Regions from separate parts of the Homo sapiens genome. Here region 1 is linked to region 2. A link is an interaction called in ENCODE POLR2A ChIA-PET data of the cell type or tissue named here. Cell type or tissue: Panc1. All regions are shown on one strand.

Region 1 (4,000 bases), 200 kb before region 2:
ACTTCTCCTATTATATTGACTTTCACCTGGAAAAAATCAGAAGGACATATTTAACTGGTATATACGTATCAAAGTTTGTGTTTCACAAGCTAAACCAGGGGGTAGCAAACCTTTTTGTAAAAGGTCAGATAGCAAATATTTTGGACTTTGTGGGCCTCTGCTGCAATTACTCAAATCTGCAGCTGCAGTACAAAAGCAGCCATAAACAATCTGTAAGTTAACAGGTATAGCTTTGTTCCCATAAAACTTTATTTATAAAACAGGTGCAACAAAACTTGGTACTTGGCAAGAAGTACAGTTTCCAAGAAAAGGAGAAACTTAAGCTCTTCATCGGAGGTCTGAACAAGTCTGGCATGTATAGAATTGGCTAGAAAACTTCTATTTGCTAACATTGCAGCAAGCACCCAGAACCAAGGTAGCTCCTGTCACTCTGTAAGCTGATGACAGTGGCTAGGAGTAGTCATGGAAAAGATAAAATACTAAGGTCAGATCCTATACTCATACCAGCTGAACTTTGTTTAAATCTAGCTATGAACATTGTGTGTGTGTGTGTGTGTGTGTGTGTGTGTGTGTGTGTGTGTGTGTGTGTGTGTATTGAAGACAGAGTCTCGCCCTGTAGCCCAGGCTGGAGTGCAATGGTGCGATCTTGGCTCACTGCAACCTCTACCTTATGGATTCAAGCGATTCTCCTGCCTCAGCCTCCCGAGTAGCCGGGATTACAGGTGTGTGCCACCACGCCCAGCTAATTTTTTGTTATCTTTAGTAGAGATGGGGTTTCACCATGTTGGTCAGGCTGGTCTTGAACTCCTGACCTCGTGATCCACTTGCCTCAGCCTCCCAAAGTGCTTGGATTACAGGCGTGAGCCACTGCACCTGGCCGTGTGTGTTTTTTTTACACAATTTTTTTACACAAATTTCTGAGTGTATAGGGTGGTAAAAAAAAAAAAATCACGATTCCCTTCAAAACATAGACAAGTTAACTGATAAGACCAACTCATTTATTAGTCTCTTCAATTACGCTATTCTCTAAAGCTTTTCCCTAAAACAACATAGTTCAAATTCCCTTCACTGTTCACTAGTAAATGTTTTTCCATCCATACCTTCTTATTCTGTCCTGTGCTAAAAGCTAAGAACTGTCAGAAAAGCCAAAGAAAGCTCAGAAAAAGCAACACAGGAATGGAAAATTATACCAAATTGGAGGCTGTAGCTTCAGAAAAAGATAGGCCTCTGGGAATTATTATAATGTGGTCTTGCTCCTTACTTATTCTTACCTGGAAAAAAAAACAACAGGGAATTACTATGAAGTGGTTCATATTTTGCAGTGGAAACATGACTACAAATATATTTACAATGAATAATTGTAAGAGATCAGGAAAAAAAAAACCAACAAAGCAAAAATTAAAGGTCTACAACATGAAACTTTCCTAAAGTTTCCCTCAAGTACTTGCTAAAAAATTCTGACTTTAGTTTCTTATTTACTGGACTTACCTAAAAGTGTTATTTTGGGGCTCTAAGGTTATTTAGGGTCAGCTATGTTCATGAAAAATAAATGCTAATATTATTCAAGCCAATGTGGTAATAATTATAACCTTAATTTATAACTTGGAAGTTAAGGCAAAATGGGCAAAGGAAAGAGAACAAAATCTCTTCCTAGGAAGGAATTAAAATAAAGATGGAAGGTGGAAAGGAAGAAAGATTCTTGATGGACTGCATCTGTACCATTTCCATTGTACAATATTTTAATCCTCTTTTGTTTCCAAATAGCATCTTTTTCCAAGTGTGGCAAAATAAAAATATGATGGTGAATGGAAAGAATATATTTTAAAAATAAAGACCAGGGAGGAAACTTCCCTGACCTCCTCTATCTTCCTTGCCTCAAATGCTTTTTAAAGCCACTGATGCTCAGACATAATTATCATGGAGAGGGACAATTTTGCCAGAAGGATTTCTTCCTGGATAGATTCTACAGTTGGTCTGAACCAAAGGAACTTGGAACAACATAGATAGTAAGGGGAGAAGAAAGGTGGGGGAATTGGAGCCTCTCCCTTGGGTATAAGGTTTAAATCAGTATTTGGTTGTGATCTAGCATACTAGGTTTAGAGAATAAGTCTGAAAACTGGACTTCCAGGTAAAGGTAAGAAGAGTATAGTTGCCTTCTAGCTGGAATTTTTTAAAAAAGGAATTGAAAGCTGAAGAACTCACTGAGATATAGGTATTTGCCAGGTGTGCCCATCCAAACAAGTCTACAAGTCTGTACAGGCTGGCAAGTTTACAGCGAGTAAGTTTTTCTCCCTTCACATATGAGGATGTATCTGCACCAGGAAGGTCATTGATAGGTGTGACCATGCCAAGACCTAAAAGAGCAAAAAATGTGGAGAGAGATACGAGTCATGCAATCCCTTACCTGGAAATTAGTTGCCAGGAAGTAGCCTGCGTCTGGGAGTATCCCAGCCTTGTATATAATAATCTGAAATTTATCAGCCCATATAATATTTTATTAGCTTATTCTCCTTCAGAGAGGTAAACTGAGAGTAAAAATAAGTATCAGCTATCTTTGATTGCTTAGTAAAAGTTGCTTCATGTAGTGCTTGCTAAGGAGTGACTATATCAAAGGCTCACACCACTGGGGAAAAATGGTTACACATATCTCCGAGGGTAAAAGTGTTAAATACTGAGGTTACTGCTAGTTTTATGATGAAAAGACCTCAACAGAAAGCTACTTTTCTATTATCTCTCTTGACTTTTATTCAAACACAAAAAACATTTGAGATGGAAAATAATGCATGCAAATAGTAGTATGATTTCTGTCCTATTGAAGGTCTTGAAGGTCTCTAATGATCTAATTGCCAAGTTCAGCTGTTACCAAGTTCAACTTTTGCTCAGTCTTCATTCTCCTTGACCTCTTTACAGCTTTACACTATTTACACTGCCTCATTCCTAGAACTCTTCTCGAGGCCCATGTGATACTATCCTAGATCTCTTATTCCTTGTCTACATGCTTTTCTCCTTTAACAAGTTCATCTGTTCCCTTTGCCCAGCTTTGGCTCTTCCCCAAAGCTCAGTCCTCCACTATGTTCTTTCTCATTTTACTTTTCCCTACAAAAACATTATAGACTCTTGAGCCTCCCTATTGTTATTTTTGTGTAGACGACTCACTCCCTGGTCTTTAGTTCTGATCAGGTCCTCCTCCCCATTTTCCAGCCTGCTTGTTTTGTTTTTTTTTGAGACGGAGTTTCACTCTTGTTGCCCAGGTTTGAGTGCAATGGTACGATCTCGGCTCACTGCAACATCCACCTCCCAGGTTCAAAGCGATTCTCCCGCCTCAGCCTCCTGAGAAGCTGGGATTACAGGCATGTGCCACCAGGCCCAGCTAATTTTGTATTTTAGTAGAGACAGGTTTTTTCCTTGTTGGTCAGGGTGGTCTTGAACTCCTGACCTCAGATGATCCACCTGCCTTGGCCTCCCAGAGTGCTGGGATTATAGGCCTGAGCCACTGCAACTGGCCCCACCCTTTTTTTTTTTTTTTTTTTTTAGAGGCAGGGGTATCACTCTGTCACCCAGGCTGCAATGCAGTGGTGTGATCATGGCTCACTGCAGCCTCGAACTCCTAGGCTCAGGCAATCCTTCCACCTCAGCCTCCTGAGTAGCTAGGACTACAGGGCATGCTGCCACACCTGGCTAATTTTTTAATTTGTTTAGTGGAGATGGGGTCTTACTATGTTGCCCAGGCTGGTCTTGAACTCCTGGCCTCCAGTGATCCTCCTGCCTTGGCCTCCCAAAGTGCTAGGATTACAGACATGAGCCACTGTGCCCAGCCTAGCCTGCTATTTCCAAGTGCCTACAACGCAATAACATGAAAATTAAAAGGGTCTAAAGGTGATTTTATCTTCTCTCTCCTGGTTTTTCTTACCTTCTCTCTTCTCCTTACTTTGCTTCTAATATTGATATTACCATTCCTATAGGCTCAAACTCTGGGTTTCAGTAACCTCTACCTCCTTAA
Region 2 (4,000 bases):
CTTTTGTTTCATTTTCTTGCCTACTTACCCTAGATAGAACTTCTGGTACAATGTTGAATAGAAATGCCAAGAGTAGACATCCCTGTCTACTCTGCCAAGAGTAGACATTCCCTAGATTATAGGGGAAAGCATTCAGTCTTTCAGCATTAAGAATGATGTTAGCTGTAGGTTTTGTAATAACTTTTGTCAGGTTGAGGAATTTTTCTTCTAGTTTGCTGAGTACTTTTAACTTGAAGGGGCATTGGATTTTGTCGTGCTTTTTCTGCGTTTGTTGAGAAGACCATGTAGATTTTGTTCTTTATTCTATTGATATGGCCTGTTATAATAATTGATTTTTCATATATTGAGCCAACCTTGTATTCCTGGGATAAGACCCACTTGGCGATGATGATCCTTTTTATATTGTTCTAGATTCCGTTTGCTGGTATTTTGTTGAGGATATTTGTATTTATATTTTAGAAGACATATTGGGGTGTCTTACTTTTTTATGAAAGAATAATATGTTTACTCTCGTTAAGAACATCCCATTCTGTCCAGTAAAACTAAAGTCACAGCCATATGAAAGCAGGCCTAGAGTCATTGGTAAAGCTGCCTGGTTATCTGGTTCTTACCGTGTGGTAGACTGAGCTAATGTGTCCCTCTCTGTCTTTACCAACATGTAAAAATGCGGTTAAATTATAACTTAATTGAGTTCATAGCTGAGTAAAATTCAAAACCTTTTCTATGGCCCCACAGTAGGCCCCCTGGTGCCTCAATGATGTTGTCTCTGAACCACTTACCTCCCCATCCCCTGATACAATCACACTGCGCTGACCTTCTTGCTTTTCCTCAGGTAAACTAGACATACTCCTGCCTCATGGCCTTTGCACTTGCTGTTGTCCTGGAACATTGTTCCCCTAGCCGTTCACATGGCTTGCTTCCTCACTCTTTTTAGGTCTGTGTTAAAATGTTGTCTGTTATAATAGAGGCTGTCCCTGGCTACCCCATATGAAATAATCCTTCCCCTTACCTCCTTGATGCTTTCTTCCCCTTGCTGTGCTTTACTTTTTTTCACAAAACACGTTCTTATTACTTGACGTATTGTGTACTTGTTTTGTGTCTGTTGCCTTCTCTTCCCTGTCTTCTGCCCATCCCCCTGCCTTGCCCCATCTTAATTTGTTAAAGTCAGAGATCTTGTCTGTTTTGTTCACTGTTGTGTCCAGAATAGGGCCTGGATTATGGAAGATTTTTCAATAAATATTTGTTGACTGAATGAACTTGAAAGAAAGAGAAATCCTCAAGTGCCAAAAATGTAGAGGGAACCTAACGCCTGAGTGGTATGCTAGTAACCTGAGCCTGGGAAAGTTACCAGATGCAGATATAGACCTTCATGCCTGGTGTCCAGGGCATTAGACTATCCCCATATGGGAACAAGAAGTTTGTGTGTAAATCTTCTAGCTAATAAATTAATGTGAAAGTCTTAGAAGCAAACAATAACAGAACTGCTTGTACAAACCAGGACCCATCACATTCTCATAGATAAATAGCCTCTATTGAAGATAAGCTCTTAATAAAAGATCACAAAACGCAGAAGGAATGAACCACCAAGAGGGAGAGGCAGCAGACCTAGCAAACATGAGGGTTAGTCTCCCAAGATCTATTTGAAAGTATGGGAGAAATTATAAAATAAGGGCCTACAGTAATGAAGGCACAAAGAGAAGGCATAGAAACCAGAGTGCAAGAATAGGACACCATAAAGAAAGAACGGGCAGATGTGAAAAAGAACCAAATAGAACTTGTGTAAGGAAAAAACATTGAAAATAAGTCTTCTTAGTCTAGTTAAATAGGAGGTGTGAGAATTTATGAACTAGAAGCTGCAACTGAGAAGGTTAACCTGCCATGGGGATGTTTTACACCTGCAAGTTTTACATCAAACTTTTATTTATTCTGCCACTGATAATGGGGGTGAAAGTTCTTCTGACTCATGTTAGAGAACTGCTAAGTTAAGCGATGCCTCCTCTAACTGAGCCTTGCCACGTTTATTGTGGTCAAAGTCTGCAACTTCCTGTTCTTTCTCTCCTTAAGGGTGAATCACCAGGATTTTCAACTGAGAAATTTAAGAATAATTGAACCTAACGAGGTGACACACTCAGGAGACACAGGTGTGGAAACAGGTAATAATTTTGTCTGGAAATTAGATGGAACATCTGTAAAGGATTTTAGATCTCCACCCCAACCCCAGGTTGGGTGAGAAGAAGAGGGTAAGGAATTAGTAACAGATCATGACTGGGGGTTAGTATCTGGAAGTTAAAAACCATTTTATTTTTTGGCTTCCTAAGTGGTTGGTTACTGTTTCTATATATTTACCATTTTTTTTTTTTTTTTTTGAGACGGAGTCTCGCCCTTGGTCACCCAGCCTGGAGTGCAATGGCGTGATCTCGGCTCACTGCAACCTCCGTCTCCCGGGTTCAAGCGATTCTCCTGCCTCAGCCTCCGGAGTAGCTGGGATTACAGGCGCCCGACACCACGCCCAGCTAATTTTGTATTTTTAGTAGAGATGGGGTTTCTCCATGTTGGCCAGGCTGGTCTTGAACTCCCGACCTCAGGTGATCTGCCCGCCTTGGCCTCCCAAAGTGCTGGGATTACAGGCATGAGCCACTGCGCCTGGCCATTACCATTTTTTTTTAAGGTAGTAAGTTAGAGAATTACAACTTTTTTTTTGTTGTTTGTTTTTTTCGTTTTCCATTTTTGTCAGAGTGGTGGTGGTGGAGAAGGAGATAGGTTATTATGGAAAATGTTCTCTATTTCTCTAATATAGTCCTTCATTATCTTAGAAATTAGCTTTCAATTTTGATCATAAGATTGCAAAATGAGAAAAGCTTGTAATATATTATTGTCCTTTATAAATTGAGTGTGCATTTAGGAAAGTCTTTTTGGGAAATATTTCTTGGCTGTCCCTTCTCCCCAGAACTGGTTAATTGTCTGATGGGTTGCCAGAAACCTGAATTCTGAAAAGTGGTGTATTACTGTATTTCTATCCCAGTAAGCCAGTACTGCTCTAACGACTACTAAGGAGAACCATGTGTTTTTTTTTTTTTTAGCTGACTGAAAAATTGATCTCTTGAAGTACATAAGAAACCATGCCCGTCTAATCTCTGTTTGGAAGATCAGTGCTATAATTGCATGCAATTTTAGATCCTTTTTCTTTAAAAAATATAGATGTATCCAACACATTTTGGACCATATTAGGAGGTAGCAGAGGAAGGAGGAAAAAGAGAAAGTAAAGAAAGGAAAAAAGTGATGGAATCATTAAACTTAGAGTTGGAAGATAACTTCTTTTTCTTTTTGTAATGTATGAGGAAATAGAGGTTAGGTAGCTTCAGTTGCCTGAGGTTGTAGATCCCAGCTGGAAACTGGAGCTCACTTGTTTTGCTTCTGTTGGTCTTAGAACACTTTAAGGCTCTATTATGTCCCCCAGCTAATATGGTGTAATAGAGCATGGACTTGGGAATTGCATAGACCTTGAGTCCCGGTTCCTGATGAACCAGCTGACTTTGGGCAAGTACTTAACTCCTTTTAACTCCTGTTCCTTTATGTGTAAAATGAGAATAGTGAAACCTCCCTTGGAGGATTGTTGTGAGAATTAGCCACTAATGTATGTAAAGCCCTTAGCGTTCCCTCAGCTGTGCAACAGAGAAACAAACCACTACCTCTAAAGCTATTGATGCTGGAAGAGCATCTGTGCCCGTGTTAAGATGCTGAAATTGGAGTAAACTGGCCCCTTCCATTCTTATAACGAGACTTGGGAATTCCAGCTGGTGCTTCAGATCCAGATTCAAATATTTCTTGAGCTCCTGCAGTGTAATAGATGCTGTGCATGGTGCTTTCACACACATTATCATGTTTAATTTGCCTGGCCACCAGTGAGGTAAGTATGGTGTGCTTTTCATGTACAATCAGTGAAAAATCTTGTTTGTGATAAAGGCTGAAGGTGTGGGAACTTATTTCTAAAAGCAGACCT

What was found. Peaks named below come from ENCODE experiments on the same cell type or tissue, not always from the same donor. Only the 100,000 strongest peaks of a DNase experiment are listed, where the experiment ranks them.
Region 1: POLR2A ChIA-PET joins it to region 2 with 6 read pairs; 3 of 35 experiments call an interaction of 5 or more read pairs at or near these places.

What each region holds. Positions count from the first base shown.
Region 1 is chr10:110,114,613-110,118,612 of GRCh38, reverse strand. ADD3 (adducin 3) reads right to left here. Exons shown (of 15, transcript NM_016824.5): 4 at 2,203-2,354; 5 at 1,191-1,271; 6 at 1-26. Among named protein-coding and RNA genes, the nearest start is that of MXI1, 91 kb to the left of the region's middle. In Panc1, no CTCF peak of the experiment used is centred here; no DNase peak of the experiment used is centred here.
Region 2 is chr10:109,913,164-109,917,163 of GRCh38, reverse strand. It overlaps XPNPEP1 (X-prolyl aminopeptidase 1), which reads left to right. Exons shown (of 21, transcript NM_020383.4): 2 at 2,065-2,153. Among named protein-coding and RNA genes, the nearest start is that of XPNPEP1, 8.3 kb to the left of the region's middle. RefSeq lists an enhancer at 3,273-3,928. In Panc1, no CTCF peak of the experiment used is centred here; a DNase peak (open chromatin) is centred at 2,030.